Regions from separate parts of the Homo sapiens genome. Here region 2 is linked to region 1. A link is a contact called in ENCODE Hi-C or POLR2A ChIA-PET data. All regions are on one chromosome and are shown on one strand. The core of a region is the stretch at or near the end of the contact, and the rest is flanking DNA. Distances in the headings are between cores, read along the strand shown.

Region 1 (5,169 bases), core at 1,661-4,160:
ACAGCAGCAGTAGGCTTACCATGTGGCCTCAGCAGCCCTGGGAGGAGGAGAGTATGCAGGAAATAAGGAGCTTCAGCGAGGGGCACCAAGAGGCAGAATGTTGGTTGCAGTGATGACTAGATGTGTGAGTTTGGGTAAGGCCCTTCAATCAAGACTATTTCCTTACTTACAACAGTGCAGATAACAATCCCTATCTCATAGGACTGGTGTGAGGGTTACATAACATGACACGTGTCAAAGCCACAGCACATTGTCGTTAAATGTCAGTTCCTCCTCTCTTTCTATGTCCAAGACATACAGGGATGGGATGAGGGAGCTCTTGTGTGAAGGCCCTTCCAGTATTCCCAGGACTTGACCTCTATGGAAGGGGTCCAAAAGCATCCTAAATTCCTATCCAGGGGCTCTGCTATAGCTTGGCTCCAAGACATCATGGCATAAACACAAAAAGGAAGAAAAGTCTGTCTGTACAACTTATAGAATAAGAAACTATGAAGTCATGCTTCACTGTCAGAATGAAACAACTTCTGGCTCTTTTGTTAGGAAGTTGCTTATGTCCAACTTACCTGACAAGGAGCCCCAGAGAGAGACCACAGTTCAAACTTGCTTGATTTCACCTTCAGCTGTCTGCTAGTGTCTAACATTTCATAGAGAGAGACGAGAATAGCCACTCTCAATAATGGGTCCCAGCTGACCAAGGGTGCAGAATATTTATGCTGGCGGTTCCCATCTGCTGAGCGGTTACAAGCGCCAGGCCCTGTGCTTTGCATCTTCCACGCATGACCTTATTCAACCTCACAATAAACTTAGGAAGGAGGAGCTTTCTCATGCTGTTTTTGCAGATGAGGAAATACACTTGGGAGGGTAAGTGTGGTGGACAGGAAGAGTTGAGTGATGTGGGCAATTGAACATGGAGGGATAGGGGGCCAGAGTCCCACTCTTCTCCAAGAAGGGTGCCGGGTCATCAGGGAGGGCCAATGCATCCACTGGCAGATCAGTTAATCAGCATTACTAGTCCCAGAGCCTAGCAGAGGGCAGGGCTCCTGGGCACAGGAGACAGAGGAGCCTTCATCCTTCAAAATGCCTCTCAATTGTTTCCTACCTGTGCTCCCACTTTGGGACAGACCCTTGCTCTCTCTCTCCTGGAGAACAGCTGTTTCCTGCCTGGTCTCCCAGCTTCCATTCTCCAATTCCTCCTTCTGGCACTTAAAATCCTGAGCAATTTGGCTCCAACCTACTTTTCCAACTTTATGTGTTGCCACTTCTCAGTGTGAGCTCTTCCCAGCCTCAACTGTATATTTCCAGCTCTTGCTTGCAATTCTTCTCCCCTGGTCCTAAATCCTACCCACCCATGGACTCTCCTCTTCCACGTGGCCTTCCCTGGCCTCTCAGGGCCACAGTGTTTCTCCTGAATACGAAGAACTTTCTTAGTCTAGCATGGGCATCCAGCACATTTATGCAATTCAGGATTGCTTGTGTTAACCACTCTGTTTTGTGTCTGTAGTGAGGCTGTAAAACTCCAGGGACCACATGCAGCACAGTGCAAGGCCTACTGGGAGGCTCTGTCCCGGGAACAGACATTGGAAAAAAAAAAAGGTTATATTTACATGTTGACAGCACATGGATTTCTTCAGCTGAAAACTGTCATTAGCAAGGAAAATTAAAGTAGGAAGCTTGTTCTTTCTTTGAGTTTCATAATAAATCACAAAGTCATTTGCGGAGCTTTTGTGCTGCAGGTTCTGGGCACCAAAACTGCAAGTTACAGCTCTGAAAGCCAGTGTCCACCAGGGCCGAGAATCAGACCAGAGTTTGAATCCTGGCTCCACCTCCTTACTGGGTGACTGTAGGCAAGTTCTTCAACCTCTCCAAATTTTCTGGTTGTAATTCAAGAAGAAGTATCTCTACTATACAGGGTTGTTAAGAAAGAATAAATTAGATAACAATGTATAAAATAAGCTTAGAACCACAACATCAGAACCAATGACTATATGATGAATCAAACTGACTTACTTTCACAAAATGCGTTGGGAACTTAGAATGGTATCGGTAGGAAAGTAGTGAGGACCTGAGGTGGGGTGAACAGGAAAACAGCTGCTCAGTTGCCTTTGCTTAGGATGAGTTTGTGCTCCGGGCGCAGGGATTAGGTGATGAGGAGGTAGTTGCCACTGGACAGGGAAATGTGTTGCTTCTTCCCAGCGACCTCAGGGGACACTCTCCTCACTGACTGTGAGATCCCCTTGGTCAGGGACTGCCTCCCCTTCCCCAGAACCTAGCACAGAGCAGGAGTTCAGCACATACTGGTTTTCATTGAACATTCCCAAGTACTTACTTTCCAAGAATAAAAGAAGCAGTTCTTTCTAGACTTACTTGCTAAGCAAAAAATGGATAATTAAGATGTTGCAAGAAAGTCGCTGGCAAAAGTCCAAGGAGCTGCTTTTCTTAAACCCTGCACGGAGGTGCAGGGGGTGACATATTTTGACAGCTATGACATAGCTCAGGGCAGATGGAAGAACAACAAGTACAAAAGAGAACTTGATTTTGGCTTTGGCCAAAGAGAACTTTTGACTTTGTTTGGCAACTGTTTACTGGATACCATAGTAGCATGCCTTGCCCTAGTGTGGTGTGAGAGCTGCCCCTCAGCCAGTGATGGAGAATGAAAATACTTGAGAGTAAAAGCCTAATTATTTAAAAATACATCAAAACAAAAGCAAAGAGGGAAACAATCTGGCTTCAACGTTTATGAGAGTCCAGAGTCTCTGAAGAAGCTGGTCCTGTTAAGGAATGGAAGACAGGGCCCCAAGGGAGCTGAGGGCGTGGCTGCTTCCCCAGGGCCTGCTGTGGGGGCCAAACTGACCCTGAGAGGCAGTGTGTCAGCTTCACAGCTGACTTGAGAACCAGCGGGGCCCTGGGTCTGGTTTACCACAATAAAGGAACAAAATGTTCCCTTTCTAGCAGAGCCGCTGCTGGTGGGGTTCGGGACAGAGGCGGGTCAGGGCCCTCCGAGATGTAAGGACACTGCTTTGCTTTGCCAGTGAACTCTGGTTTGGTTTGGGGGTATTTCATCTTTAAGGACTGTGAAGGTCCCATTTGTTCCCTGCTTTAATAAAAAATAACACAAGAAATAGGTGTTTCTCTCCCTTATTTTGAGACCACTAATCAATACCATCTGATCATAGTTTTAAAAATTAATAAATTGGGCTACACAAGCAGAAATCTATTTTTTAAGCTATATTATTTCTTACCAGCACATGTAAAATTCTTAAAGGTGGCTGATGTTTTTCCCCCTTTCTTCTTCCTCTTTTTCCCTCCTTCTTTCCTCCCTCCCTCTCCTCTCTTTTTTCTCCTTTCTCTCCTTTTTTCTTCTTCCCTATCTTTCTCCCATTTTTCTTTTTTCTTTCTTAAAAGTCCAGAAGTAAGGCTCTTGTAGGGTTAGTTCAGTAGCACAAGAAAATCATTATGGGGCTAGGTTCTTTCCATCTTTCCCTTCTGTTCTCTGAGGACCAGCTTTGCTCAAGGGCCAGCCTTTATCTTGGTCATAAGATGGGATGCCCAGTTCTAGGCATCACATGACAACACCTGAGTTGGTAAAGAAACATCAGTCAAAAGACTATAGGGGCCGGGTGCGGTGGCCCATGCCTGTCATCCCAGCACTTCGGGAGGCTGAGGCGGGTGGATCATCTGAGCTCAGGAGTTCGAGACCAGCCTGACCAACATGGTGAAACCTCGTCTCTACTAAAAATACAAAAATTAGCCAGGTGTGGTGCTGCATGCCTGTAATCTCAGCTACTCAGGATGCTGAGGCAGAAGAATCACTTGAACCCGGGAGGTGGAGGTTGCAGTGAGCTGCGATCGTGCCATTGCACTCCAGCCTGGTCAACAAGAGTGAAAAAAAAAAAAAAAAAGAAGGCTATAGTGAGTGGTGGGGACTGTAGTGAACTGGAGAGGAAATGGCCCTATTTAACACATTCAAATACAAAACCATTTTTTCTTTTTGTAGTTTCAAAATATTTTGTTATTGTTAGGGAGGGGGAAAGGGAATTATGGATGTTTTCAAATAATCCTTTTGCGAGTAACTACACTGTTGCAAGCAGTCAAAACACTGTTAATGTTCCAATTTTGCAGAAGTCAGCATGGAACTTCAGGGGAGGTTAGGTGATCTGCCCCAGATGGAACTGTTACAGGAAAGGGGTCCTGATCCAGACCCCAAGAGAGGGCCCTTGGATCTTGTGCAATAAAGAATGCAGGGCCAGTCCACAGAGTAAAGTGAAAGCAAGTTTACTAAGAAAGTAGAGGAATAAAGAATGGCTACTCCATAGACAGAGCAGCCCCGAGGGCTGCTGGTTGCCCATTTTTATGGTTATTTCTTGATGATATGCTAAACAAGGGGTGGATTATTCGTTATTCATGCCTCCCCTTTTTAGACCATATAGAGTAACTTCCTAACATTGCCATGGCATTTGTAAGCTCCCATGGCGCTGGTGGGAGTGTAGCAGTGCGGATGACCAAAGGTCACTCTCATGGCCATCTTGCTTTTGGTGGGTCTTGGCTGGCTTCTTTACTACAACCTGTTTTACAAGCAAGGTCTTTATGGCCTGTATCTTGTGCCGACTCCCTATCTCATCCTGTGATTTAGAATGCCTTAACCATCTGGGAATGCAGATGACCAGTAGGTCTCATTTTACCCAGCCCCTACTCAAGATGGAGTTGCTCTGGTTCAAACACCTCTGACAGAATGGGAGTAAAGGCATTGTCAGCCCCAGGCTCTCTCTGCTGCTTCATGGCTGCTCAGAAAACTTGCTGCTGCCCAGGTGTGAGCTCTACCTCCTTTGCAAGATCCTGAGCTTCCTAAGGGTTGGGTGGTGTCTTCTTTTGTGCCCTCCCATCCCCCAACTCATATAATCATGATATCGAAGGGACCCCATTCACATTCACGCAGAGCTCAGGATGGATCCTCTGATGCTTCCCTTTCTAATCCAATTTTTAATTTATGTGTTTTAATAAGTCCTCCAGGGATTCTGTTGCCCTCTAAAGTTTGAGGACCACTGTTCAAAAGTCTCTGTAATGCTTATAGACCAACAATCTAAATATTGGTTCTCAACCTGAGCTAGATATTCAGGTCACCTGGGGGAGCTTTCAAAAATTGTTAATGCCTGGATCCTAGCCTGGCCTCCC
Region 2 (5,169 bases), core at 1,647-4,146, 71 kb before region 1:
ACAGTGACCTTTACAGAGGATTCCAGGAGCAGATGCAGCACAGCTCTACATAAGGTGGAACAATATGCGTTGTTTCATTTCGACATACATTTTCAATGATTTGCTTCTTTTCTGCCAACTAACATAACCTGGCAGGATTTTCATTCAATCATTCAACAAAAATATGTTGAGAATTTACTCTGTGCCAACCACTGTGCTAGGGGCTGGTGTAGAAAAATGAACAAAACACAGTACAATCTCAGCCCTTGAAAAACTATACACTCATGAGGCAGTACGATACGTGCTGTAGGGTGGGGGCAGACAGGACAGTCGCCTAAGGGGGTACATGGGAGAGGCACTTATCTCAGGCTTCATTTTTTTAAGCTTTTTATTCTGGCTAGGTATGGTGGCTCACACCTGTAATCCCAGTACTTTGAGAGGCCAAGGTGGGAGGACTGCCTGAGCCCAGGAGCTCATGAGCAACTTGGGCAACACAGCAAGACCCTATGTCTATTAAAAATTTTTTTAAAGCTTTTTATTTTGAAAACTTCCAAACAAACACAAATATTGAGAGGATAGTACAATGAGCTCTCACATATTCATCACCCAGCTTCAACAACAATCAAAATGATCGACATTTTGCCATTTTTGTTTCATGTACCTGTTCCCATATTTTTTCTTGAGTATTTTAAGACAAATCCCACCTATCATTATCATTTCATCCATTTCTTTTTCCTTTTTTTTTTCTGAGAGGGTCTCACTGTGTCACCCAGTCTGTAGTACAGTGGAGCAATCACAGCTCACTGTAGCCTTGATCTCCCCAGCTCTGGTGATCCTCTCACCTCAGCCTCCAGAGTAGCCGGGACTACAGGCACGCACCACTACACCCAGCTAATTTTTGTATTTTTTGTAGAGACAGGGTCTCACTATGTTGCCCAAGCTGGTCTCAAACTCCTGGTCTCAAGTGATCCTTGGCCTCCCAAGGTGCTGGGATTACAGGTGTGAACCACTGTGCCTGGCCCGTTTCACCCATTTCTTTCTTTCTTTCTTTCTTTTTTTTTTTTTTTTGAGACAGAGTGTCGCCCTGTCACTCAGGCTGGAGTACAGTGATGCGATCTCTGCTCACTGCAACCTCTGCCTCTCAAGTTTAAGCGATTCTTGTGCCTTAGCCTCCCAAGTAGTTGGGATTACAGGTGTGCATCACCATGCCTGGCTAATTTTTGTATTTTTAGTAGAGATGGGGTTTTGCCATGTTGCCCAGGCTGGATTCAAACTCCTGACCTCAGCTGATTTGCCTGCCTTGGCCTCCCAAAGTGCTGGGATTATTTGCATCTCTAACAGATAAGACATGACCTAATCATTCTCAAAGGGGTTAAGAGTACTTCCGGGAGGCAGCAGCACCTAAGCTGAGGCCTGGAGAGGAAGTAGCCTTACCACCCGGGTGAAAGATACAGGAGGGGGCCTTGGGGAGGAAGGAGAAAAGTTTCAGATCAAAGGAAGTTTGGTGGCGGTCAAAGGTGAGGGGAACATGGTGTGTTTAGCACCTCTTTACTCACCTGTGGTCTGTGGACCTGGAAGATTCATACTACCTGGGAGCTTCTTAGAGCTTCAGAACCTGGACCCCCAAACCAGGCTTGGTGAATTGGAATCTGTATTTTATCAAAATCCCCTGGTGATTTGTTTACAAATCAAGGTCCTCCACATCTGAGAGGCTGGCTGTTTAGGGAACTGCCTATAATCTCAGCATTTTGGGAGGCCAAGGCATGGAACCAAGGCTGAAGTTCCATGTCACAGGAGGGAAGAATGGCGAGTGATGTGGCGAGAGCAAGGGGTGAGGTTAGGGAGGTCTGTGAAGCCAAGACACACATACCATTTTTATCCTGAGACCAGAGAAGAGTTGCTCAGTTTTGAGCAGTGGGATGCAATTTGCCTTGAGGCGATGGCTCTGCTACAGCGGGGAGAGTGGATTGAGCTGGGGGAGAAGGAAACAAGTTAGGTTTTAGTTCCTTTAGAAGCTGCAGGTTGCACTTTGGAGCCCAGCGGCCATGGTGTATTTTTATCATGTTCAAACCCCAGCTTGGCTTTTCACACACTGAGTGGCTGTGACTTAAGACACAGCTATTTAACTTTTCTGAGCCTCTCCTTCCTCATTTGTCCTAGGCATGGCACCTTCTTTTTATGAGACCTCAATCACAGCGTCAACAAAAAAACGAATGTCCAGAATGGAATCTGATTTTGATGTGTTAGGAATTCAGATGGAATCAGAAATGCTACAACTGGCTGGCTCTATACCGACTCCTAGCCCAGATGGCAGAACTCAGGCCCCTTTCCTTCTACACAGCTGTGTGGTCAGAGAAAGAGCCCAGAACTGGGGCTTAGGAATCCAGCTTCTAGAAAATTCAGCTCAGTGCTCCACCTAACCTGAAATCTCCGCAGAAAAGCAGCTCCACTCTCCAGCCCTCCATGCACATTCCATACCTGCCTGCCTGCCTGCCCCTGCTTAGGCTGTCTCCTGCACCTGAAGTGCACGTGTGCATGCGCGTGTTTACTCCACATTATGTTTGGGACACTGTGCTCAGTGCTTTGGGTGAGTGAGAAACACTCTCTTCTTACCCCATCAAAATCCATCCTACCCTTTGAGCTCATTTCCTACACGCCTTACCCATCTGAACTCAAATGGCCTGTGAAGTCATACCCCAGAGTTGAGAGCACCTGGTGGGGACATTTCGCCAGGGGAGAACGAGTCAGCAGGCCCTGATAGGGCCAGGTCCTCTCCCCAGGGTCTTGTGAAGTGAGCAGGGACAGAGCAAGGTCGGTCAGGGAGGGCCTGCAGGGGTCGTTTGGCCAAAGGACCGTGCCGGGGCCTTTCCTCTCTCCCCGTGCTGCACCTCCAAACATGACCACACGGGGTCAGTGTCCTTTCATGCTTGAGTTGGTGACCCCAGGGCTCTCTCTGCAGGGTCTTTCTGCCGAGTTGTAGCTAATTGTACAAAAACTTCCCCGAGGCTGGGAGCAAAGTAATCTTTTACGCCAGAATGACCCAAGGTCAGGGTGAAGAAGAAGAGCAGCAGATTGTTTTCACAGTCATGTTGTTTCACTGAGAGGGGCCCCTGGAGCCCTGCATGGATGCCCTACACAGGCCGGCTCAGAGCTCTCTGGCTCATTAGTAAGCACTCATTCGGGCAGACGGCTGGGGAGGCGGGAAGGCCAGCCACAACAGGGAAGACGTCTGAATTCCGCACACTTAAATCCCTCTGGAACATTCAGGGGTCCCAATCCACAGCAGACTATTCCTGCTGGTCCTGTTTTTTGTTTTTGTTTTTGTTTTTGTTTTGGAGATGGGGTATTGCTCTGTCACCCAGGCTGGAGTGCAGTGGGATGATCACAGCTCACTGCAGCCTCGGCTTCCCAGGCTCAAGCAGGCCTCAGCCTCCCGAGTAGCTGGGACTGTAGGCATGCGCCACCATGCCTGGGTTTTTAAAAATTATTTTTTGAGATAGGGTCTTGCTCTGTCGCCCAGGCTGAAGTGCAGTGGCACCTTCTTGGCTCACTGCAAACTCCGCCTCCCAGGTTCAAGCGATTCTCTTGCCTCAGCCTCTCGGGTATCTGGGATTACAGGCATGTGCCACCACGTCCTGCTAATTTTTGTATTTTTAGTAGATATGGGGCTTCACCATGGTGGCCAGACTGGTCACAAACTCCTGACCTCAAGTGATCCTCCCACCTCGGCCTCCCAAAGTGCTGGGATCACAGGAGTGAGCCACCGCGCCTGGCCCCATGCCTGGCTTTTAAAAAGTTTTTCTAGAGGCGAGGTTTCCCTATGTTGCCCAGGCTGGTCTTGAACTCCTGGGCTCAAGCAATTCTCCTGCCTTGGCCTCCCAAAATGCTGAGATTATAGGCATAAGCCACTGTGTCTGGCCACCAGTCCTGTTTTTAAAGTCTACAGCAGACTCAGCCTCAAGTACTGCTGCTGGTGGTTGAGACCTCAGCCCAGGCCACAAGGGCCAGGGGCTCACCCTTCACAGGAGGGTGGTGGGTACTGACACAATGGCCAACCACCCTGCCAGGCAGGACTTTGCTGGGGGAAAAGTCCCCAGAGGTCTAATCCAGCAAATGCATGTCTCACTGGCTCACCCACCCTCCTGCTCCCCAGAGAAGCAAAGAGTTCCTCAGCCTTATGTTGTTGATGGCTCTCAGGGCCTGAGATGAGGGCTGGGATGCGGACTTTGGAGAATGGGCTAGGGACCCTAGAGGCTGCTGAGGGCCAAGAATGGCTGTTGGTATAAATCCCTGGGCCCCACACCACAGTCCAGGCACAGATCAAGTTTTGTGAAGTCTGAAGCTTATATAATTTGGAGATCTCTTCAAGAAAAATAACACAAAATAAAAAAATACAAAGTTGAATATAAAAGTAAATATTTAGAATGAGAAAATAGATGACATCAAGTTATAAATTTTTAAAGGCTGACAAATACCACAAACATCACAAAATCCAGAAAATTCACGTTTTTATTAACTGATACACTTCTATAATATTTTTCCATGTGCTTCTGTCTGCCTACTCTTTGATGACCGCTTCAAATGCCAACAATTTTGTAGTGCCATTTTCTATAGAAATAATAGAAAGATAATTTAGTGTTTTTTCCAGCATAGTTGATCAAAAATTTCTGTAATATTGCTATAGGTTTATGGTTAACTCAAGAATTTCATACATTCTATTTTTTCAATCCCAACAAATAAATAAATGTACAGTGCGTTTATAATTGTATTCGCAGCAGTATTAAGAATAGTCACGACAGGTCAGGCATGGTGGCTCACACCTGTAATCCCAGCACTTTGGGAGGCCGAGGCGGGTGGATCACCTGAGGTCAGGAGTTCAAGACCAGCCTGACCAACATGGAAAAACCCCGTCTCTACTAAAAATACAAAAAATTATCCAGGCGTGGTAGTGCATGCCTGTAATCCCAGCTACTCAGGAGGCTGAGGCAGGAGAATCGCTTGAACCCAGGAGGCAGAGGTTGCATTGAGCTGAGATTGCACCGTTGCACTCCAGCCTGGGCAACAACAGCGAAACTCCATCTCAGAAAAAAAAAAAAAGGAAGAAAGAAAGAAAGAAAAAAAGGCCGGGCACGGTGGCTCACGCCTGTAATCCCAGCATTTTGGGAGGCCAAGGAGGGCAGATCACGAGGT

The links. A loop is a pair of places that touch in the nucleus more often than their neighbours do. ChIA-PET counts read pairs that join two places held with the same protein, here RNA polymerase II (POLR2A). Pooled maps may share reads with other maps.
Region 2: a map of ascending aorta shows a loop between it and region 1 (2.1-fold over the local background). The contact joins two enhancer-like sites. A Hi-C loop is called at or near these places in 6 of 168 maps with a recorded cell type or tissue (HepG2, aorta, ascending aorta and 3 more), 1 of 37 single-sample maps with no recorded cell type and 8 of 50 pooled maps. POLR2A ChIA-PET finds 5 or more read pairs at or near these places in 3 of 52 experiments (BJ, OCI-LY7 and activated T-cell).

The regions. Positions count from the first base shown.
Region 1 is chr1:178,929,759-178,934,927 of GRCh38, reverse strand. No RefSeq gene overlaps it. Among named protein-coding and RNA genes, the nearest start is that of ANGPTL1, 61 kb to the right of the region's middle. Within about 2 kb of position 2,910, at least 20 of the 41 ENCODE cell types and tissues checked have a DNase peak (open chromatin) inside an H3K27ac peak, as active enhancers do.
Region 2 is chr1:179,000,583-179,005,751 of GRCh38, reverse strand. No RefSeq gene overlaps it. Among named protein-coding and RNA genes, the nearest start is that of FAM20B, 23 kb to the left of the region's middle. RefSeq lists a silencer at 2,717-2,816. Within about 2 kb of position 2,896, at least 5 of the 41 ENCODE cell types and tissues checked have a DNase peak (open chromatin) inside an H3K27ac peak, as active enhancers do.